Regions from separate parts of the Homo sapiens genome. Here region 2 is linked to region 1. The links are chromatin loops, found by intact Hi-C in ENCODE. Cell type or tissue: heart left ventricle. All regions are shown on one strand. Links, peaks and the distances in the headings refer to the core of each region. The heading gives the core; the rest is flanking DNA. Region 1 has its middle 180 kb from the start of BCHE. Region 2 has its middle 230 kb from the start of ZBBX.

Evidence for each region. Hi-C counts contacts between places; a loop is a spot of excess contacts. Peaks named below come from ENCODE experiments on the same cell type or tissue, not always from the same donor. Only the 100,000 strongest peaks of a DNase experiment are listed, where the experiment ranks them.
Region 2: it touches region 1 in a loop (11-fold over the local background); 5 of 110 quality-filtered maps call a loop at or near these places.

The regions. Positions count from the first base shown.
Region 1 is chr3:166,003,856-166,021,107 of GRCh38, forward strand. No RefSeq gene overlaps it. Among named protein-coding and RNA genes, the nearest start is that of BCHE, 180 kb to the left of the region's middle. In heart left ventricle, for the core only: a CTCF peak has its summit at 9,416 (motif pointing right); no DNase peak of the experiment used is centred there.
Region 2 is chr3:167,144,595-167,161,846 of GRCh38, forward strand. No RefSeq gene overlaps it. Among named protein-coding and RNA genes, the nearest start is that of ZBBX, 230 kb to the right of the region's middle. In heart left ventricle, for the core only: a CTCF peak has its summit at 7,258; no DNase peak of the experiment used is centred there.

The sequences.
Region 1 (17,252 bases), core at 5,449-13,448:
GTTTTATGTACTCTTAAGTTTCATTAAAGACCACTGCTTTATATGGCTTTATATCAAAGAGATGGTACCATAGTTGCTTGCCAGGTATCTATTTTACATCCATTCAAACACGCACAGACTGACAAATAAATATAGTTGATTAAATGGCAATTACTTATTTAAAAACAATAAAAACATCCTTGAGCAAATTTATAAAGAGTCTCTTCCTTCTGGCTGCTACATTTTAGTGGTAAGAATCACATCTAAAAAAATTAACATAGTTTTCAGTAAACTATGTACTTTGTTAGAAAACATAAGTTCTAATGGTAATAAATTGACATAACATGGTGAAGGGAATGGAGAGTGTAGGGGATGAAGTTTGGTTGGAATTTTAGAGAGTCATTGTCACCTTGAAAAGATAGCATTTGAGCAAAGGCTTGAAAAGGTGCAGCTTCTAGTTGCTCCAGCTAAAGGGATCAACAAGGAAGTGATTTGTCTGAGGATCTCCAAGGAGGCTTTATGGCTAGAGTAAAAGTAGGATGAGATACGGGACAGGCTTTGTCCTACAACACTCATTTTTTTTGTTTTAATATTTATTAATGTTTTCATGTTATTACCATCATTAATGCAGTGTGATTATTGTTATTTTTTGCTTTCTGCTCTAAGTCCTAGGTTTTTGTTGTCTTCTTTGCTCTAGTTACATAAAATGCATTTATTCAATTAAAAAATTCTAGAAATACAGAATCTGATCTTTCAGTGGTTATATTCAGCATTCTGTCTAGTGACATATATACTCATTTTTAAAAAAAATTGCTGAAACAAACTAGGTGGAAACATTTAAAGTTAGATGCTAGATTATAAACTTAAAAGTAGAAGTGCATCTATTTAAATGACTAGCCTCTCCCACTATTCACATTGAGAATCTAACAGAGTTGAGAGTTGGGGATGTGGAAGTACCTTTGGAGACTATTTTTCTCTAGGGCTTATGGATTGTGCTGTGAGTCTCAGAGGGGATGAGAACCAGAGAGAGGTGGCATTCTAATAGAACTTTAAATAAGAAAAATGATGCTCTGAAGAAACCATGTGGAGCTCTTCATTTGTGTTCCTCTGTACTTTAGCAGACATCTTAAAATATTGTCTGATTTACAACTGAGAAAGAGTGAGAGATGGTGGGGTAGTTTATCAAAGCAGAAAAAGGTGCCTTTTTGGCTGTTTTGTCTTTCTACAGTTTTTGGGCAAGGTATTGATAGCATTGTTTTTTTCTTTTTTTGGTCATGAGTCAACCCATGAAAGATATTCAAATATGTGTTACTTTAGATTTTGCGCAGGCTGAGGAACTAGATCTCAGCAGAGAGAAGTGGAAAGTATTCCTGGGAACTGAGAATAAATGACTATCCAGCAGGCATTTCCTCTCTACAGGACATTGCAGATGGGAGGTCTTCAGTACTGGAGAACTTTTCTCAGGACAACATGTTAGACTTAGCTATCTGCCAAGTTTGGGCTTGTCTGAGTGCATCATGGTAGTATTTCTGAAGTAAGATCTTTCTCAACTTCCTTTATCCTGTTGACCTAAAGAAATAAGCTGAGGATAAAATATAATTTTAAAGAGTTTACTTGAGCTAAAATGAGGAAAGCTGCCTGGGATATACTTCCTAGTTGCCTTGGTGAGTGCTCAATTGAGCCTTTGTTAGAAGCAAGTTTTTAAAGGCAAATGGGAATAAGGAGGTGGCTGATGCACAGTTATTCGACAGGAATTCTCATTGGCATACATAAATAAATAACATTGATTAGTAATTGACCATACATTGTTGAAATATAGGATATGAGTTATGGTGTTTGGTATATGGCATTGTAGGGCTACTGGATATCAATCACTCTAAAGCCAACATACCAAATGGCATCAAAGGGTAATTGTTTGGCCTAAGGGAGGAGAGAGATTTGACTGCTGTCACATTTCACTCTCTCTCTCTGGACCTGATAATTTAAAGGGGCTTGAATTCCTCAGATAAAAAGCTTATCTCCTTTCTCACTTTGTACCACTATTCCCTAACTCCAATTTCAAAGTGGCCAGAAACAGGTGTTACTTTTCTATGGAAGAGAAGAAATATTACGTAGAGGAAAGGAAGAGAAATCTGATCATAACTACACTTTCTTTTTCTTTTCTTTTTTAAAAAAAATATGTATACATATTTATTATACTTTAAGTTCTAGGGTACATGTGCACAACGTGCAGGTTTGTTACATATGTATACATGTGCCATGTTGGTGTGCTGCACCCATTAACTCGTCCTTTACATTAGGTATATCTCCTAATGCTATCCCTCCCCCCTCCCCCCACCCCACGACAGGCCTCAGTGTGTGATGTTCCCCTTCCTGTGTCCAAGTGTTCTCATTGTTCAATTCCCACCTATGAGTGAGAACATGCGATGTTTGGTTTTTTGTCCTTGTGATAGTTTGCTGAGAATGATGATTTCCAGCTTCATCCATGTCCCTAGAAAGGACATGAACTCATCCTTTTTTATGGCTGCATAGTATTCCATGGTGTATATGTGCCACATTTTCTTAATTCAGTCTATCGTTGTTGGACATTTGGGTTGGTTCCAAGTCTTTGCTATTGTGAATAGTGCCACAATAAACATATGTGTGCATGTGTCTTTATAGCAGCATGATTTATAATCCTTTGGGTGTATACCCAGTGGATATATACTGGGATGGCTGGGTCAAGTGGTATTTCTAGTTCTAGATCCCTGAGTAATCACCACAGTCTCTTCCACAATGGTTAAACTAGTTTACAGTCCCACCAACAGTGTATAAGTGTTCCTGTTTCTCCACATCCTCTCCAGCACCTGTTGTTTCCTGACTTTTTAATGATCGCCATTCTAACTGGTGTGAGATGGTATCTCATTGTGGTTTTGATTTGCATTTCTCTGATGGCCAGTGATGATGAGCATTTTTTTCATGTGTCTGTTGGCTGCATAAATGTCTTCTTTTGAGAAGTGTCTGTTCATATCCTTTGCCCACTTGTTGATGGAGTTGTTTGTTTTTTTCCTGTAAATTTGTTTGAGTTCTTTGTAGATTCTGGATATTCGCCCCTTGTCAGATGAGTAGATTGCAAAATTTTTCTCCCATTCTGTAGGCTGCCTGTTCACTCTGATGGTAGTTTCTTTTGCTGTGCAGAAGCTCCTTAGTTTAATTAGATCCCATTTGTCAATTTTGGCTTTTGTTGCCATTGCTTTTGGTGTTTTAGACATGAAGTCCTTGCCCATGCCTATGTCCTGAATGGTATTGAAAACCTGAATAGGTTTATCTTCTAGGGTTTTTATGGTTTTAGGTCTAACATTTAAGTCTTTAATCCATCTTGAATTAATTTTTGTATAAGGTGTAAGGTAGGGATCCAGTTTCAGCTTTCTACATATGGGTGGCCAGTTTTCCCAGCACCATTTGTTAAATAGGGAATCCTTTCCCCATTTCTTGTTTTTGTCAGGATTGTCAAAGATCAGATAGTTGTAGATGTGTGGTAGTATTTCTGAGGGCTCTGTTCTCTTCCATTGGTCTGTATCTCTGTTTTGGTACCAGTACCATGCTGTTTTGGTTACTGCAGCCTCGTCGTATAGTTTGAAGTCAGGTAGTGTGATGCCTCCAGCTTTTTTCTTTTGGCTTAGGATTGACTTGGCAATGTGGGCTCTTTTTTGATTCCATATGAACTTTAAAGTAGTTTTTTCCAATTCTGTGAAGAAAGTCATTGGTAGCTTGATGGGGAAGGCATTGAATCTATAATTACCTTGGGCAGTATGGACATTATCATGATATTGATTCTTCCTACCCATGAGCATGGAATGTTCTTCCATTTGTTTGTGTCCTCTTTTATTTCGTTGAGCAGTGGTTTGTAGTTCTCCTTGAAGAGATCCTTTACATCCCTTGTAAGTTGGATTCCTAGGTATTTTATTATCTTCGAAACAATTGTGAATGGGAATTCCCTCATGATTTGGCTTTCTATTTGTCTGTTATTGGTGTATAAGAATGCTTGTGATTTTTGCACATTGATTTTGTATCCTGAGACTTTGCTGAAGTTGCTTATCAGCTTAAGGAGATTTTGGGCTGAGAAGATTGGGTTTTCTAGATATACATTCATGTCATCTGCAAACAGGGACAATTTGACTTCCTCTTTTCCTAATCGAATACCCTTTATTTCTTTCTCTTGCCTGATTGCCCTGGCGAGAACTTCCAACACTATGTTGAATAGGAGTGGTGAGAGAGGGCATCCTTGTCTTGTGCCAGTTTTGAAAGGGAATGCTTCCAGTTTTTGCCCATTCCGTATGATATTGCCTGTGGGTTTGTCATAAATAGCTCTTACTATTTTGAGAGACGTCCCATCAATACCTCATTTATTGAGAGTTTTTAGCATGAAGGGCTGCTGAATTTTGTCAAAGGCCTTTTCTGCATCTATTGAGATAATCATGTGGTTTTTGTCTTTGGTTTTGTTTATATGCTGGATTACGTTTATTGATTTGCGTTTGTTGATCCAGCCTTGCATCCCAGGGATGAAGCCCACTTGATCATGGTGGACAAGCTTTTTGATGTGCTACTGGATTCAGTTTGCCAGTATTTTACTGAGGAGTTTTGCATCGATGTTTATCAGGGATATTTGTCTAAAATTCTCTATTTTTATTGTGTCTCTGCCCGGCTTTGGTATCAGGATGATGCTGGCCTCATAAAATGTGTTAGGGAGGATTCCTTCTTTTTCTGTCAATTGGAATAGTTTCAGAAGGAATGGTACCAGCTCCTCCTTGTACCTCTGGTAGAATTTGGCTGTGAATCTGTCTGATCCTGGAATTTTTTTTGGTTGGTAAGCTATTAATTATTGTCTCAATTTCAGAGCCTGTTATTGGTCTATTCAGAGATTCAACTTCTTCCTGGTTTAGTCTTGGAGGGTTTATGTGTCCAGAAATTTATCCATTTCTTCTGGATTTTCTAATTTATTTGCGTAGAGGTGTTTACAGTATTCTGTGATGGTAGTTTGTATTTCTCTGGGATCAGTGAATCGAAAATATAAGGATACTGCCCAGCTTTTCATCCAGGGGCAGGAGAAAAACAACTAGTGCTACATCACAGATCCCAAAAGACAGTAGGAGAAAATGATTTACCATTAAAATCAATTAATTATGTTTTTACAATTAACCAGATACACACACACACACACACACACACACACACACACACACACACACACATCCTTGCAAGCAGACACACACCTGAAACTTTATTTTTATTGGCAATGTAAACAATAAAAGAGTAGCCCATCTGTAAAAGATGGATATTTAAATTCTAAACACTTTCCTCATATACTCCATTCAATTTGTTTATTAAATCAGAGATATTTTGGTGCAGATAAATATTCATGTTAATTTTATATTATGTATTTCTTTTGAGATTATTCTAATTGATTATTTTTTATTTGTAGAATAATTATGTGGACTTGACTCATATTTAGCTAATTTAATTGACAACAGTAAACTTTTTGTACAGTCTTATATTCTTCAGCTTGTGTTTTACTTCATCTTTTGTTCAAACAATTATATCTGTGTAATTTATTTAAGAAGTTACATAAGTGATATAATTACTGAACGCTTGTTTTAATGACTTAATCAGGGAATAATTTGTAAGCATCTACTGAGTCAGGAATATCTATTTTCTTTATGCATAAAAAGTATTTTGGCTGATTGGAGAATTCTTGAATTTTAAGTCTTTGTCTACTTCTTACCTTCTCCCTCCCCATAAAAGATCTTTCCTTGCAGCTTTGTTATCAATATCCTTTGTTGTTTCCAGGCTGTGTTCTTTTCCTTTGTTTTCCCTCATCTCTATCCTGTGTTATTTGTGTGCTTATATTGTTTTTGAATATTAAAACTCAAATATTTCAATGAAATGACACTTGATATTAGAATACTTAGATTTTGTTTATACATTCATGTTAAGCTTCAGTTTAAGATTATTATTATTATTATTATTTTTTTTTGAGATGAAGTCTTGTTCTAGTCACCCAAGCTGGAGTGAGCAATGGCAAGACCTTGGCTCACTGCAATCTACAACTCCTAGGTTCAAGTGATTCTCCTGTCTCTGCCTCCCGAGTAGCTGGGATTACAGGCGTGCACCATCACACCTGGCTAGTTTTTTGTATTTTTAGTAGAGATGGGGTTTCACCATGTTGGCCAGGCTGGGCTCGAACTCCTGTCCTCAGGTGATCTGTCTGCCTCAGCCTCCCAAAGTGTTGGGATTACAGGCGTAAACCACAGTGCCCGTCCAAAATAGTTGTGATTATTGTTATTATTATGTTTTTTAGAGACAGGGTCTCACTCTGTCCCCCAGGCTGCAATGACACAAACTTGGCTCAATGCAGCCTTACCCTCCTGGGCTCAAGCAATCTTAATACCTCAGCCTCCCAAGTAGCTGGGCCTAAAGGCACATGCCACTATGCCCCCCTAATTTTTTGTAATTTTGTAGAGATGGTAGTCACTCTATGTTTCCCAAGCAGGTCTCAAACTCCTGGGTGCAAGCCATCCTCCCATCTTAGACTCCCAAAGTATTTGGATTACAGGTGTGAACCACCATGTTCAGCCTATCACTTATTTGAGTAATACATAATTTGTATTTTTTCTGCTTTTTTTTTTCTGAAACAGGGTCTCACTCTGTCACCCAGACTGTAGTTCAGTGGCGTCATCAAAGCTCACTGCAGCCTCTAGCTCCTGAGCTCAAGCAATTCTGCCACTTCAGCATCCTGATTAGCTAGGTCTACAGGCACATGCTACCATGCCCACTATCTCATTCTTTTTTAGCTTGTTTTTCCTAGACTGAATTTTCCGTATCTTTCACATTTTCTTATAATTACCTTCTTTTATATTATTTTGTCAATTGTCATGAATTTAGTTTGTTGGTTGGCTTTTGAAGACTCGGTCATATATTCTTTGCCTAGGCCAATATCCAGAAGAGTTTTTCCCAGGTTTTCTTTTAGGATTTTTATAGTTTTCAGGTATTATATTTAAGTCTTTAATCCATCTCAAATTAATTTTTGTAGATGATAAGAGGAATGGGCCCAGTTTCATTCTTCCTGTGGCTATCCAATTTTCCCAGCACCATTTATTGAACAGGATGTCATTTCCCCAGTGCAAATGTTTTTGATAACTTTGTTGAAGATCGGTTGGTGGTAGGTCTATGGCTTTATTTTTGTGGTCTGTCTTCCATTCCATTGATCTATGTGTTTATTTTTATATCAGTACTACACTCTTTTGCTTACTACAGCTTCAATTTAGTTTTCTGTAATTTCCAATAGGTTGTTTTAAGCATTCTTAACAAAATAATGTTTATCAAATCAAAACAATGTATTTTCATCTTTTTAGACAGTTTGTTCTTTATTACTACTTGCTCTAGCTTTATAGCTGAGATATGTTCTTTTGTATCTAGAGAACGAAATTAAAACTAAAGTTCTGCTTTGTTTATAGCAACAAAAGTGTTTTGTGACAGCAACTCTTTGATTAGCAATAAAAGTCCCTGGCTTTTGACCTCTTGTGTTTTTACATGGTTTTGACACTTTTCATTTTTGTACTCAGTTAAAGGAAAACCTTAAAAATAGTTCTCTGCTTACAGTAACTACTCACTCTGAAAAAGAAGCCTTTCTAATGTTGTTCTTTATATATGTGACAGCCACACATCAAAAGAGCTTCCAATACACTGTGGCTACTCATTCTAAAAAAGATTTCTACTGCCCAAATATTATTCTTCTTAGGGTTGCTTTTCAATCAATAACAGTTAGTCATGCCCAATATCATTTAATGAATATAGCTATACAATAGGAAATAATGTTCAGAAGGAGATGTTCTCTGCCCTCACGGAGCTAAGAACATGCCAATCACTGCCTTCATCTTTGGGGTTTATCAGGATTCCTCCATTGAGTACCTAGCTGTCTTTTTAACCATAGAACATTCTATTTTTGAAGCCAGAAAAATCATATGTCTTCCTTCTAGGTCAAGTGTTTGTTTCACTTTTAATTGCATTTAGCCAAATCTCTAGTGACAAGTCTGGTAAGAGAGTCAAGTTTTAAGCAGCAATGTGGCTTTACTCAATTTATTTATTTATTTATTTATTTATTTATTTATTTATTTATTTTTATGTTGGTCATAAATTTGGTGTCTAGTGGGATAAGAAAAAATTGAACACCATATTTATGTTGCTTGTGAGTCAAATTGTCACTATTGTCTTAGGGTTTCTAAAACTATTTAGACTTTCTTCTTTGGCAAAAGACCTCTCCGTTGCAGAATCTCTTTGTCTCATAAAAATTAATGTACCTATGTCAATTAGTTCAACCATTTTGGAAGACAGTGTGGCTATTCCTCAAAGACCTAGAGGCAGAGATACCATTGGACTCAAGAATCTCATTACTGGATACATACCCAAAGGAATATAAATCATTCTATTATAAAGGTACATGCATGCATATGTTTATTGCAGTACTATTTACAATAGCAAAGACATGGAATCAACCTACATGCCCATCAATGATAGACTGGATAAAGAAAATGTGGTACATATACACCATGGAATATTATGCAGCCATAAAAAAGAACAAGATCATGTCCTTTGCAGGGGCATAGATGGAGTTGGAAGCCATTCTCCAGCAACCTAATGCAGGAACAGAAAACCAAACACTACATGTTCTCACTTATGAGTGGGAGCTGAATGATGAGAATACATGGACACATGGTGGGGAAAAACAACACACACAGGACCTGTTGGGGTGGGGTTGGGGGAATAGCATCAGGAAAAATCGCTAATTGATGCTGGGCTTATTACCTAGTAGGTGGGGTGATCTGTGCCACAAATCATCAAAGCACACATTAACTTATGTAACAAAACTGCACATCCTGACCATTTATCCCTGAACTTAAAATAAAGGTTGAAGGGAAAGTTAAAGAAAGTACGAGATGTGTTTGAGCTAAAAAGCAAGGCTTTGTGTCAATGGAAATGCCATACATGTCATATCTCAACATGTAACACTATCAAAAATTAGGCAAAATGTTTCATTTTCCCGGTGTCAAACACCAAAAATTATTTTTGGCATTTTAATTACTGTTTTTATTCCATTAGGCCTTCTGTGAGTAGGGATATTTTGTGTAAAATTCTAATAATCCCTTATACTTTTTATGAGCAGATATATTGCTTCATTAAATCTGATTGTTTATAGCTAATAATAAAAACTTTACCAAACCTAAAAAAAATTAATGTACCTAATTTTTATATGAATTCTTATTTTATTTATTGAGAGGAAACTGTAGATATGTGGATAGTCAATAAATGTAGATTCATGATTTCTTGCAATTTACAACTTTAAATAGCAGTAATGGTCATACTTATTACCAAGCATCAAAAATTTGATAAACCTATCCAGCAGATGGCGGTGTTACCATAATGTGGTGTGTGTTTAATAGATTATTTTAGTCTTAAAAGTTTTAGAAGACAGGTGCTATTTGCATTTAAATGGAACCATTGTTCAAGTATTTAAAAAAATGATACCATCCATGAGGCAATTTGGTAGTGTGTGTGCAATATATCAAGAAATTATGTGTAGAAGTTATCAATTAACATAAGAAAATCATTAGAAATATATAAATTATATATAATTCATTTATAGTTATAAACTTTATAAATTATAATTTTACCTTATATTTATGTGTAATTTATATATGATAAACATGATTATTCAAAAACAGTATGAGTGTATTTGAAAAATATTTTAGTAATATTCTATTTATTATCTGAATTTTATATACATATATGTATGAGTAATTTATTTTAAAATTTCATGGGTTTTTTTGAATAGAAGTAATTTATAAATCTATATATTTGATTTTTCTAAAATACTTTGTCCCAATTCTGTAGTAGCAAAATTAAATTGTAGTTATTTAACTTATTGAATTCATGTAAAAGATTTTAATTTAAACAGTTACTATGAGCAAAACAAACAAGTTAACAGTTCCTCTTACCTATTCAGAACTGAGAAACTATAAGATCTTGAACAGTGTCCAGAAAAATGATAAGATACTGAGAAAGAAAGGCAATGTCAGCATCACAGGATAAGAGTATTAGCTAAGAAAGTACACATCTCACTAGAATTTAGAAGGACCACAGGTACTTCCATGTACAAATATTTATTTTGTTTTTATACTATGATTTTCCTCTGTCATTGGCCATTATTTTTAATTTGTGGGAGAAAATGTACAAGACCTTACATGTACAAGGAATTACATTTGATATTAATGTTTTTCCTAGCATAACATTCAGTAGACTTTTAATAGCTACTTAGTAAGTTAATATGGTCAATCAATTTTTTATGTTCTAATCAAAATTTATTCTATTTACTTTGCCTCTAGGAGAGAGGAAGAAAGTGACATTCTTGGGCATGGATCAATGGCACCACAAATCCCATATTTTGAATTTCAATATTTATGCCAATAACTCAAGTATTTATTTTTGATAGTGAAAGCGTGATTGTAGTTACTTTGATGAAAGTTTTCAGTGGTAAATAATTAATATGCATCATGTTATATTGCATTTGGTTATATGCAATAATTAATACATATTTTGTATATTCTTACTTTAAAATAAATATGTATTTATTTTTAAAGAATAAAGCTTACAGAATGACAACTAAAAATACTCCTTTCAAAACTTTTGTTGTATCCAGCAGAGTAACCACTGTCATCAATGTTGTATATAATTGTCCATATATTTTACATATATTAGCCAATACAGATATATTTTTATCAACTTGTATCCCACTATAAATATTTATCTATAATAGTTTGCAGGACATTTAATACATATTTTTATTAATTTTTATCCTATAAATTTAATATGTTTTCTTGGTTCAGAGCTAAATAATACAGAAACATGATAAAAGCAAGTTTTCTTTCTTATAGCACACCTCCTAAACTCAATATCAATTTCATTCCTGTTAACAATTAGGTATAAACTCATCATGTATTTCTTTTCTATTAGTGTTTCACTAGATCTGAATATTTTTTCTACTTTTTGGAGTTCTTTCTATGGTAAGAAAATACATTCTTAGTCAACTATTAATAACATTTTTCAGTTTTATTTCTTCTTTAGACTTGATTTATTTTGTTTTACTTAGATTTTAGCAACAGTAGTCGAAAAGGTTAGGTAGTGAAATATATCAACTTTTAGCTTTGGAGAGTCTGAGTATTATTATTTCAAATTAAGGCATTCATTCCCTATGATTAGAATTGAAAAATATTCACTTATATATTTTGTTGTCACTTTTGTGACACTGTTAATTTTTTAACATACAAATATTTTATCCATCTAATTGTTTTGTTGTATGAAGGAGTTAGAGTTTTTTTGCTTTTCCTAAATGGTTAGTTTTAACATTAGAGGAATGGCTTTCTGGTGATCTTTTCCAGAGAGTACCTTTCAAATAAGAACATTTCAACAAGTCTGATTTCATATAAAAATATATGTCATGCCTTTACTTGAAAATTTGATCTAGTGATGAAACAGTAAGCAATATTTGTTTTAAAAATAATGCTTTAATTTGTGTTCTAAAATTGAGGTTATGTTGCCTGTGAGTCAGATGTCACTGTTATTTGGGGGCTTCTAAAACAGTTTAGGGTTTTTTCTTTGTCAGAAGACCTCTACATTGTAGAATCTCTGTCTCATGAACAAAATTTAGACTAGAGCTAGGAGTGATAGCACCTCTTAAAAGTTGTTTATTTCTGCCATCCATTTGCTAGAATGATCACTTTCATAAAAATCCTTGACTTGTGATTCTATTCCCTTTAATTTGTGACGATGGCAACCAATTCAGAGATTCATTAAAGATTCTATCTCAGTTTTAGAAAACACTATTAAGAAAACCAATATGTTGTATTACCTTCTTATAGCTTCTCATTTTGTTCCAAATCTATCTTATGTTAAAGGAGGAATAGTTAAATTGTTTAAAATAAAATATTGTCTAAATGATTAGAAAGATTCCTTATTCTGGTCACCTCTCCATCAGGGTTGTTTTTTTTTCTGTGGTGTATCTATGAGCCTCTTGAAATCTAGTACTCAGAAATAAATGCAATATATCAGATATAAGCTGAACAATAGAATTTACAGTTTTCATATCAATAGCACTACACTTCTAAACATGCAGGTCAACGAATAATCACTTAATAATTTGTAGCTGTTTTTTTCAAATGATTAAAATGTAAGGTAACTCTTCAAGCTTATGGTCAACTAAAATCTCATGAATAAAATGTTAATTTGGTTATCACCTTTAAACACACTTTAAGCTTAAATATAAGTTATTCCATTATTTTTATTAAATAGAAAATTGTGGAATCGAGACAAGAATTTTAGTTTATTTTATTAATTTATAAAAGTATTAATTTAGAGATTAAAATGTGCCAATTTCCTGATTATTACAACAAAGGAAGCTAGATCAAACAAGGTTTCTGCACTTCTCCAAACATAGAATCTGTGACACATATTTAGCTCAAATTAACTAAATAAATGAACCATTTGGAGAAAAAAGCTAAGGAAGCACTGACCAGAGAGAAAGAAGGAGGCTGCTTGTGCAATAATTACACTTAGCTACCTAGAGACTTGTTCAATGATATAGGGACCTGTACTTGTCAGGAGGTGGATAAGATTGCTGGGTAAAGATTCTATATTATAGAATTTGTCTCTAATACTACAGCAATACATTCAATACTTTCCAAATTTAAGTATTAGTACAATGTTGAAAGATAAGCAAGTAAAAAACAGGCATGAAGCTTAAATGAACTTGACTTATTCTTCATAAACATATACAGACTGAGCATTCTCCATATCCTTCTCAATTAAACTTGAAACAGCACTAGAATATTAAAATGTGTTGTCACAGTAACAATACATATACAACTCTAAAATGTGCCACTATAGAATATGATAGAACAAACACACAAAAATGTCACATGTAATTTAACTACCCAAATCATTTTAATTTTCTAAGAATATCTTGAATACAATGGTTTTCAACATCTGGTCTTTGGATTAGCTCCATTGGTGTCACCTGGGAACTTATTAGAAATATAAATTGTTTTTGCTTTTTTTTATTTCAATAGATTTTGGGGGAACAGATGATATTTGATTACATGAGTAAGTCACCTTATCCATGAAACATTTAGTGGTGATTTTTGAGATTTTGGTGCACCCATCACCCAAGCAGTGTACACTGTACCCAATGTGCAGTCTTCTATCCCTCAGCTCCCTCCAACCCTTCCCTCCAAGTCCTCAAAGTCCATTGTGTCATTTTTATGCCTTTGCATCTTCATAGCTTAGTTCCCACTTATAAGTGAGAACATATGATGTTTGGTTTTCCATTCCTGAGTTATTTCACTTAGAATAATGGTCTCCAATTCCATCCAGTTTGCTGCAAATGCCATTATTATGTTCCTTTTTATGGCTGAGTAGTATTCCATGGTTTGTGTGTGTGTGTGTGTGTGTGTGTGTGTGTATATACATAAATATAAAAATATATATATACACACATACATGTGTATATATGTAACATTTTGTGATATATATATAACATTTTGTGATTTATATGTGTGTATATATATATATAAAAAACATTTTGTGATATATATATCACATTTTCTTTATCCATTCATTGCTTGCTGGGCATTTGGCCTGGTTCCATATTTTTGAAATTATGAATTGTGCTGCTATAAACATGCATGTGCAAGTGACTTTTTTGTGTATTGACTTCCTCTGGGTAGATACTCAGTAGTGGGATTTCTGTATCAGATTATAGATCTAATTTTAATTCTTCAAGGAATCTCCATGGTTTTCCATAGTGGTTGTACTAGTTTACATTTCCACCACCAGTGTAAAAGGGCTCCCTTTTCACTATATCCATGCCAACATCCATTATTTTTTGATTTTTTAATTATGACCATTCTTGGAGAAGTAAGGTGGTTGGTATGATTTGACTGTGTCCCCACCCAAATCTCATCTTGAATTGTAATCCCCATATGTTATTTGGGAGGGGCCCAGTGGGTGGTAATTGAATCATGGGGTGGTTTCTCCCATGCTATTCTCATGATAGTAAGTTCCCACAAGATCTGATAGTTTTATAAGGGGCTTCCTCCTTTGCTCAGCTCTCATTCTTCTCTGTCCTGTCACCCTGTGAAGAAGGATGTTTTTGCTTTCCCTTCTGCCATGATTGTAAGTTTTCTGAGACTTCCCAGGCCCTGTGGAACTATGAGTCAATTAATCCTCTTTCCTTTATAAATTACCCAGTCTTGGGCAGTTATTTATAGCAGCATGAGAATGGACTAATACAGTGCTATTGCATTGTGGTTCTGATTTGCATTTTCTTGATAATTAGTGGTGTCGAGCATTTTTGTCATATGTTTGTTGGCCATTTGTATATCTTCTTTTGAGAATAGTCTATTCATGTCCTCAGCTCACTTTTTGGTGGGATTGTTGTTGTTGTTGTTTTCCTTGCTGATTTGTTGGAGTTCCTTGTAGGTATTGGATATTAGTTCTTTCTCAGATGAATATTGGTGAAGAGTCTCCCCCACTCTGTGGGTTGTCTGTTTACTCTACTGATTATTATTATTATTTTGCTGTGCAGAAACTTTTTAGTTTAATTAAGTCTCATCTAATTATCTTTCTGTTGCGTTAGTGTTTGAGTTCTTGGTCATGAAGCCTTTGCCTAAGCCAATGTCTAGAAGAGATTTTCTGATGTTGTCTTCTAAAATTTTTATTGTTTCAAGTCTTAGATTTAAGTCTTTGATCAATCTTAAGTTTATTTTTGTATAAGGTAAAAGATGAGGATCAAGTTTCATTCTTCTACAAGTGGCTTGACAATTATCCCAACACCATTTGTTGAATAGGTTGTCCTTTACCCACTCTATGTTTTTGTTTGCTTTGTCAAAAATCAGTTAGCTATAAGTATTTGGCTTTATTTATAGGGTGTCTATTATGTTCCATTGGCCAATGTGTCTATTTTTATGACAGTACCATGTTGTTTTGGTTACTATAGTCTTATATATAGTTTGAAGTCAGGTAATGTGATACCTCCAGATTTGTTCTTTTTGCTTAGTCTTGCTTTGGCTCCTTTTTGGTTCCATATGAATTTTATAATTTTTTTTTTGTTCTGTGAGGAATGATGATGGTACCAATATCCCCAATGAATATAGATGCAAAAGTCTTCAACAAAATACTAGTTAACCAAATCCAACAACATATCTAAAAGATAATTCACTATGATCAAGTGGGACTCATACCAGGGATACAGGGATGATTTAAAACACAGGTCAATAAATGTGATACACCACACAAACAGAATTAAAAATAACAATTACATGGTCATCTCAATAGATGCAGAAAAATAATTTGAAAAAATCCAGTATCTCTTTATGATTAAAACCCTCAGCAAAATAGGCAAAGAAAGGACAAACCTTAAGGTAATAAAAGCCATCTATGACAATCCCATAACCAACATTACACTGAATTGGGAAAAGTTGAAAGCATTCCCCCTGAGAACTGGAACAAGACAAGGGTGCCCACTTTCACCACTTCTATTCAACATTGTACTGGAATTCCTAGCCAGAACAATCAGACAAGGGAAAGAAATAGAGGGCGCCTAAATTGGTAAAAAGGGAATAAAACTGTGTTGTGCACTGATTATATAATTGTATACCTAGAAAACCCTAAGGATTCACCCCAAAAGCTCCTAAAACATATAAACGAATTTAGCAAAGTTTCAGGATACAAAATCATCATACACAAGTCAGTAGCACTGCTATACACCAACACTAACCAAGCTGAGAATCAAATCAAGAACTCAACCTCTTTTACAAGAGCTGCAAAATAAAATAAAATAAACCAAGTAGGAATATACCTAACCAAGGGGGTGAAAGACCTCTATAAGGAAAACTACAAAACACTACTGAAAAAAATTATAAAAGACACAAACAAATGCAAACATATTTCATGCTCATGGATATGTATACTAAATATTACTGTGAAAATGACCATACTGCCAAAAGCAATTTAGAAATATAAATTCTTAAGCTTCATCCCAGACTTAATGAATTAGAAACTCAGGGGTTAGGACTGGGCCCAGAAAGCTGTGTTTTAACTACTTCTCCAAGTGACTCTGAAGTCACTAAAATCTGAGAACCATTGTTTTTGTAAAGTAGTTTCATCAACTTGCAGTGACATAGAATCATCTGGAGACGTTTTTCAAGTGGCATTGACTGATTTCCACCCATGTTGATTTAATAGGTTTCATAAATTTTTAAGCTTTTATATTTCTTGCACAATTGTACTTTGTAATGTGTTACTGATCCAATATTTTGCTCATTCCACTTGCTTTTTTTTCTCTCATTTTTCTTTTACTCTTTTTTTCTTCTGTCATGGACTACTCTTTCGGTGTTTGTGTGTGTGTGTGTGTGTGTGTGTGTGTGTGTGGTTATTTAAATTTTTAAGCTTCTGTCCATGAATTTTGAGAATTTAACAAAAGACATGTTGAAAATGAGCCATGTGTGTCAGGCTCAGTTCTTCTCAATCTTCTTATTGAGCTCACATTCTTCAAAGTCTCTAATTATGTCTTCCTGAAACAAGAAGGCCACCAAAGCAACTCAATGCCTTTCTTCTTGAGCAGTCTTCCTCTCCCTCCATGAAGCTCTGATTCAAAGCTTCTTGTCCTACAGAGAGAATTTAAAAAGTGGCTGTAGAATATCAGCTCACTTCTCTGTGAATTCTCTGACTCGATTCCTGTCTCTGCTAGTCCTAGCTTCTTCAGCGCTCTCTTATTTTTTTAAAGTGGCTTTAAATGTTTTAAATCTGGTTCTTGTAATTATTCTCAGTAGGAGAGCTGGATTGCTTCAAGCTACTCCATCATAACGAGAAGCAAAAGTATAATGTTATTTTTATATTTGAACTTGTTATTTTTTAACAATTATTTTTGTATGTAATTTGTATTTACTGTACTTTAATATGTGTTTGTTTACGTGGAAAGTATATTTACTTATACTTCTTTTTTCTATTTGCATTTTAAAGTTCTTATTGTGAAGCATCCTTAATACTTATCCCAATTACTTTGATTTAATTACTACACATTATTTTATAAATTTGTAGCTTTTCCAAAAATTATATAGGTTTCTTTAATATTGTAGCATGCATAATCACCTTGGAAAAGTCTGAATTTAATAAGTAGTCTTTTT
Region 2 (17,252 bases), core at 3,800-11,799, 1.1 Mb after region 1:
AGATATTTAATTCTCCTACCCTCTAAAACAAAAAAACTGCCTCACAGAAATGATCAAATTAGACTTGTTTCCATGGCCATATTTGACCATTCAATAGAGATTCATATTTGAAATATATGATCTATTGTTATATCTGACCAAAAATATCCTAAATGCATCTTTTCACTGTTGTCTTTTTAAATAGTTTAAATCCCATGCATTGGTATCTATGAGAACAGGGAGATATCACCCACATCAATCCAATACAGGCAGATAATCTTTTAAACTAATACCATACCATTGTATCCAATACTTTTTCATGTACTTCCTGGAAGCTATTAGTAATTACAGTATTTTATTCTGTCATATTGAAAAAAAAGCATTTAATACAAACACTAAATTTGTTAATGTGCTGTAAAATACTAGGAATGATAGCTAGTTCGATTTTTCCAAGATATACTCATATTTCTGATTAATGACTCTAACCTGACTAGTATTTAATGTCTTATGAGATGACCAGAGATAAAGTAATCATGTATAACCATTAATTGCTCTGTTGCTTTCAAGAAATAGAAAAACTCAAGTTACTGGGATCACTGCTTCTCATAAATTTTGTTAAGCCAAAATAGTCGTGCACAAATTCAGTACCTAATGCATGGTCAATTTTTTAAAACACAAATGGCACTTACTTCTTAATCCTTTAGATATACTACTGTCCATCAAATGTTGGGTAATCCAGCAGACATTTTGTCTTTATTTTTCTGTGCAAATGTAAATGCCACAAAGATTTCAGTATTTGCCTGAAAAGCAGAGCCTTGTCTGCTTCTGTCAAGTTCGACAACAGAAAATCTTTTGATATAGTGAAAAAGGGGAAATAGTCTCCTCCTAAATTGCTTTGAAGATATCTGCTCTATTATGCCTAATGTAATTTGTGATATTCACTGTGAGGTCCACTGCAATGAAACAACAACAACGTTGTTGAATTATTAAGCAAACGTGCCGCATGACAACTGTATTCTGAGCCTACAGAAAGCTTGGATTGCAAAATCATCTCAAACTTAAAAATAATCAACATAATTATCTTTTCAAAAGAATAAATAGATTTTGTTTTACTTTATTTTTTTAAGTTCAGGGGTCCATGTGCAGCTTTGTTACATAGGTAAACTCGTATCATGGGGGCTTGTTGTACATGTTTCACCACCCAGATATTAAGCCTAGTATCCATTAGTTATTTTTCCTGATCCTCTCCATCCTCCCACCCTCCAACCTCTGATAGGCCTCAGTGTGTGTTGTTCCCCTCTATGTATCCATGTGTTATTATCATTTAGCTCCCATTTATAAGTGAGAACATGTGATATTTGGTTTTCTGTTTCTGTGTTAGTTTGCTAAGAATAATGGCCTCCAGCTCTATTCAAGTTCCTGCAAAGGACATGACCTCGTTCTTTGCAATGGCTACAGAGTATTCCATGGTATATATGTACCACAAATTCTTTATTCAGTCTATCATTGATAAGCATGTAGGTTGATTTTATGTCTTTGCTCTTGTGAATAGTGCTGCAATGAATAATGCATGCATGTATCTTAATAATAGAATAATTTATATTCCTTTGGGTATATATACCCAGTAATGCAATTGCTGGGTCAAATGATATTTCTGTCTTTAGGTCTTTGTGGAATCACCACATTGTCTTCCACAACGGTTGAACTAATTTGCACTTATACCAATAGTGTGAAAGTGTTCCTTTCTATCCACAACCTTGCCAGCATCTATTATTTTTTGACTTTTTAATAACATCCATTCTGACTATTGTGTGATGGTATCTCATTTTGATTTTGATTTGCATTTATTGCTCTAATGATCCCTGATGTTGAGCTTTTTTTCATGATTGTTGGCCGCATGTATATCTTCTTTAGAAAAGTGTCTTTTTCATGCCATTTTCCCACATTTTATTGTTTTTTTTTCTTTTAAATTTGTTTGAGTTCCTTGTAAATGCTGGATATTAGACCTTTGTCAGATGCATAGTTTGCAAAACTTGTCTTCCCATTCTGTAGGTTATCTTTACAAGATTAAATATATTTTAGATTTACATAGTTTTACTAGTATACAAAAAAGATTTTGTCTTTTTGAAAAGCAATTATACCAATTTCCCAACTCAATTCCCACACTTAATTCTATAACATAGTATTCTATTTTTCTTCCACCACAGCAGAAAGACCTTTTCTCATGTCTTTTCTATTTAAAAGCTAAGATCAGTGAGAGCAGATATGTCTGGCTTAGTCACTTATGAATAAACAAGAAGACAAATGAAACCATGGAGCATGGCTAAATTGATGTTTTAGTAACATGCATTTTATTACAAAGCTAAACTAGACATAAATGTGTGTGCATGTGTGTGTATTTAATTATAAATCACACCTTCACTTTGTAGATGAGGAAATTAAAATACAAAAGCCTAGTGTGGTTAATTCTAGTTCATTCTGGTGTAAACGGTCGCCTTCTCAGTACCATTTCCATTAAGTATCTATTATGCAATCACCTCCCTAATCGTCACTAAGAACCTCAAAAAGAGGAATGAGCTTGGTTTCTTTTTTGCAGATTCAGAAATAGAAATTTGAAAGTAGTAATATATGAAGGGAACACAATCAATAAACAACAGAGAAATGAAGAACACATTTTACAGTGATAAAATGCTATTCATTCTCCAAACACTAGCATCATTCCTACTAATTGATGGAAACTTTTTGCAGAGTTCCAACACTGCATGAAATCCCATTATATTTGCTTTCTGTAGAACCAATATGACAATCATACCCTTTCTGCCACATATTGTTACTTAATATATTTCTTCAGAAACTGTAAGCTGCTTCAGGGTAGAAGCAATGAATTTTATTTACTGGAATATTACTCTCTCAACCCACTAGAATTTAAAACAATGCTAAGTTTGTAGTTGGCACTGAAGAAATTTTCATTGAATAAATTATTTAATAAATGGACTGCATTGGGTTGAGCTAGGCCAAAATTAAATACAAAATACCAGAATAGATTCAGTGGAAGAAGAGCTATTAAAAATGAGAAAAAGCTATATATTTTGCTGTTATGATTCAAACAAACTAAGCTAATTAATTATAATTAGGCAGAAAAGTCTATATCTACTCCAAACTCTATTTTCCTTCCTGTTTTAATTTTTCTTTATCAATACTATATAAATAAAAGCTCTGCCTCTTGACTTCAGCAAATTTATGGGTACGTTAATTTAATCCTCTCCATATTTCTAAAATTCACACTTGCACAATTCTCACAGAAAAAAACTTTTATACAAAGTTTCTTAAGAACTCATCTGCTTTAAGTTAAATATAAAAAAGCCCAAGGTATTAGACATAAAGTAAACTCCATCTCTATAAAAGAGCAAGACATGTTGATTTCTGCATTTCTTTGCACAGAAGAGTAATCTTGAATCAAAATACATGCGGGACCAAGGAGAATTTTTTCATCATCTCCCCCCCCAACCCCTTAAGTTACTGAATCTTATTGTAAGTCACTGGGCCTTATTTTGTTGTAGTCATAAGTCCATTTAAGAATCTATTGAAAATTATAGATTTTCTTCACAGCAAAATGCACCTACATACCCAAGTTTTGCTACAATTTGGAAGCATATTCTGATATCTCTGAAGCTCAAGTTAAGCTTCTTCCTTACTCCTTTGGAAAGCCATTCATTTGTAATTGCCAAATACGTGTGACTCAACGTGTTTCTGTCTGAGGCTGACTTGGTCTTATTTTGAAACTTTTCTTTGCTTTCCTTCCCTGTTCCTCCCTGGAAAGCCCTTCTTTAGCATTGCTTTAAGGCTGTATGTCTCTGTTCCCACTCGCCAAAATCCTTTCTTCCTTCCATCTTTACTCATGATACCACACACGACCCAGGTGCATAACTTCTTATTAACTATAACAAATAAATCATTTACCCTTGAAATGTCAATCTCTTATTAACCTTCATTTCCAGATAGTTACTGGTGAATGGACAAATGCCAACCATCAAAGGTCCCTGGGTTCAGAGTCCTAAAATATCCTGTGCAGCACAGCCAGTTTCCATTGACCACCCTTAATGTTCTGAAAGGGATATATATTGAATAACAAGGGCCCAACTATAGTAGAAAACATTCGAAATGGGAGAAAGAATCAGCTGTAGATTCTCCTAATTTCAGATTTTTTTTTCAAAATGGCAGGGTTTTCTTGAAGTCACTGAGAAAAACATTCATGCCTTTATATTACTGCTTTTTCCCTGCCAGCAAAATGAATCATGAAAGAAAATTAATTGCTGCACCATCAATGTCTAAACCCATCTGTTTTATTGCACTTATTTTACTATTGGAAAGCTCATATTTAAAAAAAGCTTATATTAAAACATAATGAAGATCTCCTGGTGTTAAAATGTTCCTGCGTTTGCTATGAAATAATTTGTCATTACTCTAAGATTAATTCGCTTAATTTCCCCAAACCTCTGCCTCTCAGATTAAAGGAAAATGATAGTTTGAGCTTTTAAAATATTATGCTTCAATTGTCTTCTATGTTAATTTTATTGATAAATAAACATGGGAATTTTCATGATGAGAAAAGAATCTTAATTCACTTATAGAGAGAAGTGAAACTGGAACTGGTTTCAAGAAGAGGAAAATTGGCATCATCCATCTCTTTATGTAAACTGCACAGAAAAATACATGGCCACTTTTGTTTTGGGACACTTAAGTTCTAGATGGATAGAATAATAACCGGAAAAAGACATTTGATATGTCCATTCAGCACTCTATTTTTCAGCTTCTTCATCTGCAAAGTGGAAATATTCGAGGATCTTCCCACTCAATGAGTAGTGTGCAGATTAGTACCTTAGGCATAACTTGAGTGCTGGGATTTCAGGTCCAGACCCTTCCAAGACTTGCAGATTCAGAATAGACCTTGATACAAGATCCACAGGAGATTTTAAGGTACATTCAAGTTTGCCAAGCACTAGTCAAGACGGTTTCACCAAGACTTAAGGGAAATTATACTTGAAAAAAAAAAAAAAAAAAAAAGGAAACCTTCCTCTGCATTTTTAAATCTTCCACCTAATTTCCTGAAGTAATTACAAACTTCATTGTCTGCTTACAGGAAAACACATGTGATCGCTTATGAGTTCCGTTGAGAAATCAAAGACACAGTTTTACAAACAAAATTTTATGTAAAAATGTAAAGAGGAAAAAATCTGTCCACTTGTTTTTTATGACAGGAGAAGATACAAATAGATTGACTTCCCCAGAAAGATCATAAGAAAAATTTGCGCCGGGTGCGGTGGCTCACGCCTGTAATCCCAGCACCTTGGGAGGCCGAGGCGGGCGGATCACGAGGTCAGGAGATCGAGACCATCCTGGCTAACACGGTGAAACCCCGTCTCTACTAAAAATACAAAAAATTAGCCGGGCGTGGTGGCAGGCGCCTGTAGTCCCAGCTACTCGGGAGGCTGAGGCAGGAGAATGGCGTGAACCCGGGAGGCAGAGGTTGCAGTGAGCCGAGATTGCGCCACTGCCTCCAGCCTGGGCGACAGAGCAAGACTCCGTCTGAAAAAAAAAAAAAAAAAAAAAAAAAAAAGAAAGAAAAATTTGCCTAAGAGCACAATGTTGAGAATAAGATACAGAAGCAATGAAGCAGAGCATTGACAGGTAACAAGAAAACAAGCACAGTATACGAAGAATGTTTATTGTAATGCCTGGGAATATGCAGCACTGGCGAGAATCTCAAAATTGATTTTCCTTTCTTCTGAGGCAATAGTGACTTGAGAAGATAAACAAACAAATAAAAAGGAAGAAAATATCCACAGTCTAAGTTGGACTAAGTACCAGAAACAGCACTACTTGGCAATTGTGTTGCAAGCATAATAATATAAGGACAATGTCTTTTGAAGGAAGAAATATTTTCCTTCCACTTGCTGACTCTCTGAAATGTCTATAGGGTTATAAAAGATGTTAATAATGGACCAGATGCATCTGAATTGGTCAGAGAAAATGTCCCACTACATGTAGCTTGGAAAATTATAGTTATCTTTCTGTCAGTATTTTAAATAGAAAAATTTAGTTGAATGCTGTGGTTTGGTTACTAATTCTTTAATATAAGTGTTTTTTCTTAATTCTTTAGCTATGTACAGCCTTTGGGCGTCTGAAAAAATAATATTTCCAGAAGCAACCAAAGTGAAAGAAAAAAGCATCCTTGCCAAAGCAAAGGAAAGGGATGCCTTCTATAGGCAATATTAATTTTCTCTGTCAACAAATATGTTTGTGGTAGATGGATACAAAATACCTTGTCCCAGGATTGCATGCAGATTTTTGCTTCCTTTGCCTAAGAAGTTTGGTAAATGTGTCATATATATATATATATATATATACACACACATATATACACACACACATACACACACATATCAGCAATCTGAGCAAATAAAAAACCTTGGAGAAAGTTCTAATAAAAGGAAAGTACAAAAGACTATCTCTGCTACATGTAGGTCAGGCTTTTCCCAAGTAGAGACATAAGCAGCACCTCAAAAATAGCAATGAAAATGTTTAAACTACATAAGAGATGTTTTGGGAATATGGACTGTGAATGTCTAACAAGCCTCTAACATCCCCAGGGCAATTGCTTAAAAAAAATCAATGCTTCATTTTCTAATAAGTTAGTAACTTTTTGGAAGTCTTTTTAAGAACTGGTACAGGTCGTTTGCATAAGTAGAGGATTCTAAGCAGTACGTCTAATAGAATGAACACCAGGGTTCTATAAGGAGGTTATTCTGAAGAGTGTTTAAAGGGCATAATAGTGAAAACTGCCTATGTTAGCCTCTTGGAAGAATGAAATGGGAACCATTTTACTCAAATAATTGGTATAGATCCTGGAAACCAATTATTGAAAATACATAAACATGAAACAACAATGCTTTCTTGTAAGCAGGAAATCTTCATTAAGTCTTTTGGCATTGATTACATTCACATGATTCATTCTGAACTCTTCTTAGTAATGTGAATTTAATGCATAATTTCTGTGTAATGACTTTTTTTAATTACCACATAATCACGGGTGAAAAAAGTGTCTTCCATTTGGTCCATTTTATGAGGTTAAGTAAATAAATCTATAAAATAATTTATTCTGCTAGTTGCTTGGAAACTGTATTGTTGATATGACAACCATGGCATAATAAATCAAATCACCACTTTCTTTCATTTGCATGTAGAAGTCATATATTTTCAAAAGAAAAGAAGTTGTCTTGCTTTTCCCTATGCTACAGTGACATCTACAGAAGGGAATGAAGAAAAATTGAGAGGAAAAATCTTTCTTGCTTTCTTTTTTAAGAATACTCTAACATAAAGTGCACTAAAACTCCCGGCTTTCAGAAATAGGTTCAATGTTTCCTATATAGAATATTTTATAAATATCTTTAAAATCTCAGAAGGCCTAATTTATAGAAGTTTGTAACTTGTGCTTCCTGGAGATCTAGGTAATAACAACTTTACAGATACATTTTGTCATGATAATTCCAAAAAGAAGTAATTATTGCCTTCATGAAGTTCAGTGAATACTTGTAGTTAGAGGATCAGCACTTGCAGTTACCTATAAATATTCATTTATCTTCCTAGCTTCTTTTAAAATGCTCCATCATACATTTTGCCACCCATTACTGTATATTGCTATAGGTGTTTTAAAATTTTTCTACCAATAATACAATTTTAACAAGTGAGTCTTTGTCCTTGGAAGTGGAAGATAATATGAGTTTCACACTAAGCATGCCAATAGTTGTATCAGATCAATTATAAATGGACATTTTATTTCTAATTCACCAAATATCCATCTCTTCTCTGACAACAGATTGACTTGAAAGAAAAAAAGATCTTAATTCCCATGTTCTAGTGTCCGTAAGTTATTCCACCTGCACCTCATTAAAAAGAACAAGAATAGAAATAATCCTCCTTTTTTTGTCAGGGTCACAATCACAATGGAGACTTTTAAGAGAAAAATGTCATTTTTAGTAGAAACTATTAAAACATCTCCCTTTCCCACAGGGCTTCAACGTGTTCCACAATGACAGATCTCAACATGACTTCTAAAAGGTAGTAAAGTTATGCAAAGCAGCATGACAGAGTTTTATATGCATGGAAGGGAATTATTCAAAGACGATGCCAGGGATACTTTCTCATTGACTGTATTTCATTTAAAAACCAAATCAAGGGGCAAGGGGATGATGCCATTATCATCATCAGCATCAGCAGCAGCAGCAGCATCATGTTATATATGGCAGGGAATGTAACTGCACGTTATGGCAGTGATTATTACTCTAAAAACAGAATAGGGTAGTGAGGAGGCTGGTAACTCTGGCATAATCAATTGAGAAATAAAAAAATTAGTTCAAGAAAACAAATTAAATTAATTCAACTGACACTTACAAAACACCTGCTATGTACTGAACTCTGGGTTCACTGGCAGAGGTACAAAGGAAAAAGAAAAAGGTGACGTTAAACATTAAAAGATATAAAAATTATTCTAAGACATGGTGATATCCTAGAGGACTCAGTGCAGATTTGTCCTAAAGAGAGAGAGAAAGAACATTTTTCCTCCACAAAAAAAAGCATTTTTTTTCTGTGCTTTGCATTTTGTATTTAGCTTTGTAGAAACACATGTAATTCTTAGGAACAGGTATGCTTCATGTTGTTTTATTATTTTAAATGTATAGAATTGGTATTTCTTAGAAAGGATATTGCTTCACCAAAGCAACATCCTTGGTTTTCTGTCCCTGGCATCACACATTTTAAAAGGGCAAGATTCAATATGTCAGAGGCTCTTTCTTTTGAAGAAAATCCCTTAATTCTGCCTTCATCTAAGAGGCAATGTGCTCATTTCAGTAAACCCTTCTGGAATATTCTGAACAATATAGAAAGAAGTCCCACTTTGACATGGGCTTACCACTGCACATTTAGCATTGGTCACAGCAAACATCCCAATGTTTGAAAGACAGTACTAATGAAACTATTAAACAAAGCAAGAATGACAGAATGTGAATAAGTATTGAAGCTGAGGATAAACACATGAGGGATCCATTTAACTATAGCATACATTAGACACTTAAAATTTCTAGAGGAATGTTAACTTCACAAAAATGACTAAGATTCTGATTCTATGATAATTGATCTACTTCACTATTCACTACAAAATTTAGAACATGTTTATAATTAACTTGTACCATTTCTTTTTCTAAGATCACTAGATATTAAATGCAAACTATAATTCTATATCCAGGTCACGCCTGAAAAAAGGAGCTGGTAAATCCTGTAGAAATTAGGAATTATCTGTGTGATTGAACTTCTTTTCCAATGACTATACAACATAACATAGAAAATGGGCTCTAGCACATAGCTGGGAGCATAGGTGTGAGGAAGGTCTAGAACTAGGATAATTCAATAGATAAGACCCCACAGGAAATAAACAAAATCAAAATTTTAAACTTGAAAACTTTCCAAAACCTACCCATACCTGCCTTTTCCCTATTGGCTGTATAGAGACTCCTTATTTCCTCACTTCTGTCTCTTCTTGCCTGACCTGCCAATTTTGCACCCCAGTTGATCAAGTTTTCTGACCTTTGAACTTGCCATTTCATTTCTAGTTTATGATCTTAACCTGAATCTTTGCTTCATGTTTAGATTTGCACTTCCATATGGGGAGTCCCTGGGACCTCCTTCTCTGAACTGCCTCCTCTTTCATTTCTCTGATGTAAGACCCTGCATTCTGGACTTGCTCCAGTCCTGGCCAAGAACACAGTGGTAGGGTTCTGACAAGTGGCATTATCTTTCCTGAGCACTGCATAAGTCAGAAATGTGAACTAATACTGGAGATCTGAGTTGTCTTCCTACCTCTGTCCCTGCACCTTATTAATTTATCTGGCAAGGTCAGAAAACCTCTCTGAATATCAGACCCTCACTTGTGACCCCCAAAAATCAATTTTACTATATTTTATACATATTCTAAGCATAAGAGAAGAGCTTTGAAAAAACACAAAAGTAAATATGAGTTAGCAACAATAGACATCACGTAGAAAGCCACTGTTGAACTCCTACAGAGTTTCTATCAGGTTTGTGGAACAGTCATGGCCTTTGACCTCACTTAGTTATTCTTCAGTTAGACAATTTAAATACATAAGTACAATGTGAGGGAGTGCAGTTATAACAAAACAATAGCATATTAAGGCATTCAGATACCATAGCTTGGATTCTGAAATTCATTCATACAGTTATCCAACAAACAGTTATTCAGTGCTGATGATCTGCCAGGAACTGTGTGCTAGGCATCTGGAATAAGCAGGTGAGCCTGACAGTCAGAGGCACTGCCTTCCTGGAGCTTGCTTTCTCGCACTGAGGAGTGGAAAACTGGCTGTGATAAAATGAACATCAGATGAATAACTTAAAGATAATCACTATGAAGGAAAATTATAAGAAGCTATAAGGCTAGAATAAGTGGACCTGATTTTGTCTGAGATAACCTACAAAGGCTTTCTAAGGAAAGTGACACTTTTGCTAAGATTTGAAAGGTGAGCAAGATTTAATTAGGTAGGGAGAATAATTGTAGACAAGCGATTTTCCTGGCAGGGGATATTAGCCTGTACAAACACATTGAAGGAACAATAGGCCTTTGAGGAACTTAAAGAAGACTGCTGTGGCTCGAACACCAAAGGCAAAGAGCGTGTCTCATGGTAACTACATATTCCCAGTTGCGATGGCTACAAAAATGATTGAGTGATCAAAGAATCACTGTTTGTGTATAACTTGTGATTGTCTGTATATAGTTACTAAATGTTTTTCATATCACTCCTATTCTAAAATTTAGCTATATATAGGTCAATTTATATCACCTAAAAACTTGTCTATGAGCAAAATAATTTATTTTCTCATTATGTTATTGATTTTCAAAATCACCTTGAAGTGACTGAAGAATATTTCACCTTGTTTATCACTTTATAATAAGTTACATGTTCTCTAGTTATCAGTACTCTACACTGTCCACTTATTTCCCACAGGCTCCTTGATTTATTGAAAAGACTTACAGCATTTTAGTTAGTGAAGTAAAATTTATCTTTTTGCAGACAAGTGACTCAATTATAATAGTAATGATAGTTTATTGGTTACTTTGTGTTTAGAACAGTGATGTTATCTGAGTACCTTTTTCAACCCAAAACTATAATCCACATTTTCCAAGAGCCTATTTGGTGCTCTTTCCAGCACACCATCCTTCTCTCTCCATCATTAACCATCATTGAATATTCACTTAGTATTAGTACAGCTGGACTACCTACAAGACCTAGATGTCAGAGATGGGTCAGAGTGGTGGGAAAAGCTATAAAAATTATAGGGAAAGATGCAAATGTTATTGGAAGGCCAAAAGGTTTTGCAAAAGCTTCAAAAGAGGATTTAGCTGAAGGCAGTTAAATTATCTTAAGAGCAAGGGTTAGATAACAAGGGAATGTAAAGGAACTTATCTAGATAAATTCATTTACTCCTGTCTCCAGAAACCAATCTTTGATCATTCATGCACAATATTGCTCTCTACTCGGGGGGTCAACAATGTTTATTACCCACAAATTGTGTTTGCTGTAAGCCTTTGTCATTCAATCTGTACTAAATAAATGCAAGCATCACCAGCTTATCGGGGCTGCACTCTCTTGGCAGCTGCTAGACTCTCTTGATGGTGGTGCGGAGCCGTGTGGTCTCCTAGCCGTGCTGTCAGGCAAAATAACCTGTGTCAGCATACTTCTTTCATCTGTCACTCAGCCAGAGTCTGCAGGAGAGACTCGGCACCTAGGAATTTATTTAGCGCCTACTTGTGTGAATTTCAAGTACAAAGTAGAGGCCCACAAGTATGGGGCTTATTCATGAGGGACATTCCTTGGGGCAGGGAAGCTGGCTATTTTGTTCTGCAGTTAGCAATACCAAACAGAGATGTTCTGAGACAAATAAAATGCATCCTCTGAAAAATAAAACTGAGCTGCACTATGGCTATGAGGATCCCAGGAGCCTTTCCAAGAAATATATTCTTATTGAAAAGACAAGAAAAAAATCATTATTGAGGACTGAATATTTATGCAGTAAATCTAACATTCATGTGTATTTCAAACTAGGTTTGCCACAGGAATTTAGGAGAACATAAGTCAAGGTGGATGATTCCTCCAAACAACTCCCGTCTCTCTAAGGAAAACAGAACTCTGGTTACAACTGGTGACATTATTTTTAATTTTAGTTTTAGTTTTGGTTGACAAGTAATAATTGTATATATCTGCTATGGTTTGAATGTCCCCTCCAAAACTCATTTTGAAATTTAATTGCCATTGTATAGAGAGGTGGGAACTTTAAGAAGTGATTAAGTCATGGGGACATTGCCCTCATAAATGGATTAAGGCCATTACTGTGGGAGTAAGTTAGGTATTCCAATTGATTTAGTTATGAACAGGATAAGTTTGGCGCAAATTTTGTCTGTGTTTCACACACTCTCACCCTCTGTCACCCTTCCACATCCTGTCATGTTTTCCACCATGTTATGATGCAGGAAATAAAGGCCCTCACCAGATGTAGCCCCTAGATCTTGAACTTCCCATCCTTCAGAATCACGTGCCAAATAAAACTCTTTGCTTTATAATTTAGCCAGTCTGTTGTGTTCACTTATGACAAAAAGTAAGACAATATTTTTGGGGTATAATGTTTTGAAGTGTGTATACATTGTTGAAAGACTAAAGCTAAGCATACCATCACCTACAAAATTATCATTTTTTTTGTAATGAGATTATTTTTGCTTTATGATATAAGGCAAAGATAGGAAGACAGTCAGTGCCTCTGATCTCTGTAACAAAAGAAAACAATATCCCACTTGACCTAGAAAGGGAGGGGCATATTTATTTGGCAAAAAATACACTTTTCATCGAGTAAAAATGTATCTTATATGTATTGCACAATGGCATGTCTGAAGCGTCATTTGTGCTTTAGATGTAATCATAAAATCGGAAATACAATTTCAACAAGACAGAACACCAAACATGAAGCATTTTCTGTTTCAACTATATGACACACTCTAGAAAGAAGATGAAAATGGACTATAAAATTGTCATTACACCTACAAGAAGCACTTGAAGGGAGAGAAGGTGTTTTTTTTTCTTTCTTAAAGCAGGTGATGTGCCCTAACACTGTAGATTTAACTGACAAGTAAACAATTTACTTTCCTTTTCTGTGCTAATTAACTACACGTCAACTAAAAACTAGCTATTTATTTATTTATTTGTTTGTTTATTTATTTTGGAGATGGAGTCTCGCTCTGTAGCCCAGTCTGAAGTGCAGTGGTGTGATCTCGGCTCACTGCAACCTCCGCCTCCTGGGTCCCGGTTCAAGCAATTCTCCTGACTCAGCCTCCCAAGTAGCTGGGATTAAAGGCATGCACCACCATGCCCAGCTAATTTTTGTACTTTTAGTAGAGAAGGGATTTCACCATGTTGGCCAGGCTGGTCTTTAACTCCTGACCTTGTGATCCGCCAGCCTCAGCCTCCCAAAGTGCTGGGATTACAGGTGTGAGCCACTGCACCCAGCCAAAAACTAGTTATTTTAATGAAGTTCTTCCTAAATCTCATGCTTACTGAATCACCTATATAATGCCTATTCTATGATCCCATTTGCATTTTTTCAAACATACCATACTACACATACTTCTATTCATTCATTCATTTTTCAACCAATATATTAGAATAGCATTCAGTAGGCAGTAGAGACACAGTTCTCATAGAGCTTAGAATCTAGAGTAGAATTTCAAAGAGAATTCTATCTAGAGATATCAAATTAATTAAGTAATCATGCAAATACATGTCAAATTGCATCTATGGCAAGCATTTCTAAGCATTAAAATGAAAGATTTTGAGAAAAGAGATTGACTTTCTCAATGAGGCAAGGAGAAATCTTCAGCTTGTACAAGGGCAGAGGATGAAACATTTCTGGCAGAAGAAAACATCCAGTACAGACACCCGAAGAAGGGAAAACTAAGGGAAATTATGAAAGATGGAGAAGTCAGAAAGGTTGAAAAGAAATGAGGCAAGGTGAGTTTAGTCACAGAAGAGAATGGAGAAGATAGTAGGAGACCAAACTGTTTTGTAAGCCATGTTAACAGAATGAATTTACCCTATGAGAAGCAAGGAAATGATCAGATTTTCACTTTCAAAACTTATCTCCATATACACTATAAATTATACGTAGAACAGAATAGATGCAAGATGAACAACTGTGGCTTGGAGTAGTATGGTTCTTCCCATGATGAAAGAATGGAAACTTTAATGAAATTGTATTCTGGTGGCTTAAAAATTTCTGTATCATATTACTCTCAACTAGTAAACTGTGAACTTCTAGGAATTCTTGAAATTTTTCTCAGCCACCACCAGCTTCCCATCTCCATATCTGCATACATTGGAACTCTCAGCCCAAACAGCTGGCTGCTTTGAGCAGAAATTTTTCTCCTGCTGTTCCCCTTAGATAATCTCAGCTAAAATCATGTAATTCAAACTGGGGATTCTATGACTGCTTTTGTCCACTTTGTAATTTTGCTGTCAGATCTTTTTCATTAAGTGTCCTTAATTCTTCAAGTGAACTGAAATTAAATCATTCTTACATGAAAAGGTGTGGAAATGTGCTTGAAACAATCACCAAATCTGCTTTTACTAATTTCCAAATACTTACTGCTATACATACTAATATACATTCATTTAAAAGTTCTAACCAGTCAAAAGAAAAATGAGAAAAATAAGCATAATAGATAATGTGATAAAAGTGAAGTGATAGGCCAGGCATGGTGGCTCATGCCTATAATCCCAGCACTTTGGGAGGCCGAGGTGGGTGGATCACGAGGTCAGGAGTTTGAGACCATCCTGGCTAACATGATGAAACCCCGTCTCTAATAAAAATACAAAAATTAGCTGGGCGTGGTGGTGTGTGCCTGTAATCTCAGCTGCTTGGGAGTCTGAGGCAGGAGAACCACTTGAACCTGGGAGGCGGAGGTTGCAGTGATCTGAGATTGTGCCACTGCACTCCAGCCTGGCAACAGAGCTAGATGCTGTCTAAAAAAAAAAAAAGTAAAGTGATAAAAGTAGTGGTTGGTTTGCTGTGGGACACTTTAAAATATTCTTTTATAGCAAAATAAAACATAGTCAACTCTTTGTCAGTCCCCTATTACAGGGATTTTAATGTTTTCCTCCTAAGTTTAAATGCCTAGAAGTCACTGTTTCAGCCCAACTAGTTGTCTCATAAGGTTAGTCGGTAACTTAGGAATACACAACTTTAAAAATGTTGCTTAACCCAAATTTTGTTCTTAAACTGTTACTGGAAAATATAAAAAAGAAAGAGAGAGTTGAGTTTCATTATTTGTTAAAATTAGCAAAATTTTATTTGTAGAGCTTCTTGGCCCTGAAATAACTGCAAATTTCCAAAGTTAGTCCTCACTCTGTATCCCTATCTGGTTCTGTGGCCTTAGACAGGCAGAGATCCATGGTGTCCCCATGGGAATGCTGGCCCTTCTATATCAAAGAAGCATCATACAGAATAAAAGGTCCCTCAATGTGCCTCTCGGAAAGTCTGCATGTTGGTTGACTCTTAGGCAAAAACCATCTTGTAATGCATGTGATTTGAATTTCCAGTGTCACCAATTATTTTTCTCTAGTTCCATTTACTTGGCATTCCAATGTTTCCAGTGTAGGTATGAAAAAAATAAGAACAATTAATTTTTACTGTCCCATACTGATCGTAGACTTTTCTCCTGGGGAACTGTGTTTGTTCTTGTCATCTGTGTGATATGTAAGTGCAAAATTTTCTTAAAGTGGTACCATGGAAAATAATAGGTTACCCTTTTCTATGAGCTTTATTTGCTTATTTTCCTTGTTCAAAAATACATATTTTAATTTTAATAATTTTAATAATTTATAGCACATAATTTATTAAATATTTAAGTATCATTATGTATTTATGTATATATTTATATCTATATTAACACATGCCAAATATACCCACAAAGGCAGATTCTAGCAGTACAAAATTACCCCCACCTTCTCCCAGCAAAAAGTGAATGCTAAACAATGTTCCTGTCACTAGAGAGTCCAACAAAAAAATTTATTATATTTCTATGAGTTACAATTGTCATTAAGATCAAACCATTAGCATGTAGAATTTACAAGCTGTATATGTTTTTATGTGAGATAAACTATCTCACCAGAATATTTCAAATGCATACACTCTTGAACAATGTTTTGTAATTCATTTACTGAGGAAATCACAGCTCAGATGCAGCATCTGGTTTTCAGTGAGTTCTGGCGTTTTCCCCATTTTTCCATCTGGATTGACTGAGGTACAAGTCAATCAAGTGTGGAGCCATAGGTCTCACAGCAAGATAGAATCTGGTCCAGGAATAAAGTCCAAGAGTTCTCCTTGCAAGCACTGTAGACATAAGTCTTCTTTATATAGAAATATTATTTTATTAATTCTATTTTTAAGGCATAGATGACTGCAATCCTGCTACTGTTAAAGTTGTGCATTTGACTAAAGATTGCAGTCATAATAGCCATCATTTTAGAGCATCTGTTACACCACGCATCCAAGTTAGCAGTTTTAATATTCACCAGCATGGCTTTATTTGGTAAGCATACGTGCTGTTTGGAAGAACTTGCTATGTAATCTAACACTAAAAAAGAGTGACCAGCAAAATATATTCTTCACAAATCAAAAAGCACAGGATTTTGAGAAAGATCGCTTAAACTTAAGACCCAATTTTGCCACTACCTTGCTCTGTGACCTGAGCAGGATCTTGAACCCCTCCAGGTTTGTTCAACATTGATAAAATCGGTAAAAATAATACTCCATAAATACTGCATAAATAAAGTAGTTTTATCGGAGAATAAAATTTAGATGGTAGTGTGTTAATATGAAAATATTTTAAATATCATATGCAGATAATGACATTCATTAGACTGGATTAACTTTATGATGTTGCTGAAAATAGATTAGATAAAAAAATCATTGGCCAGTGATTGTAACAAGTTGTTACCTGGATGGTTACATGTGGGGTTAGTATTAGGCCAAGAATATATGCATTAAAAATTCAGTGTGTATGGTGCTTTTTTTATGCATCTGTGGCAGAGAAAGCATTGCACACCAGACAGTTTACAGGTTTTCCTGCATGTCCTAGTCTTCTTGCATTTAGATGGGCC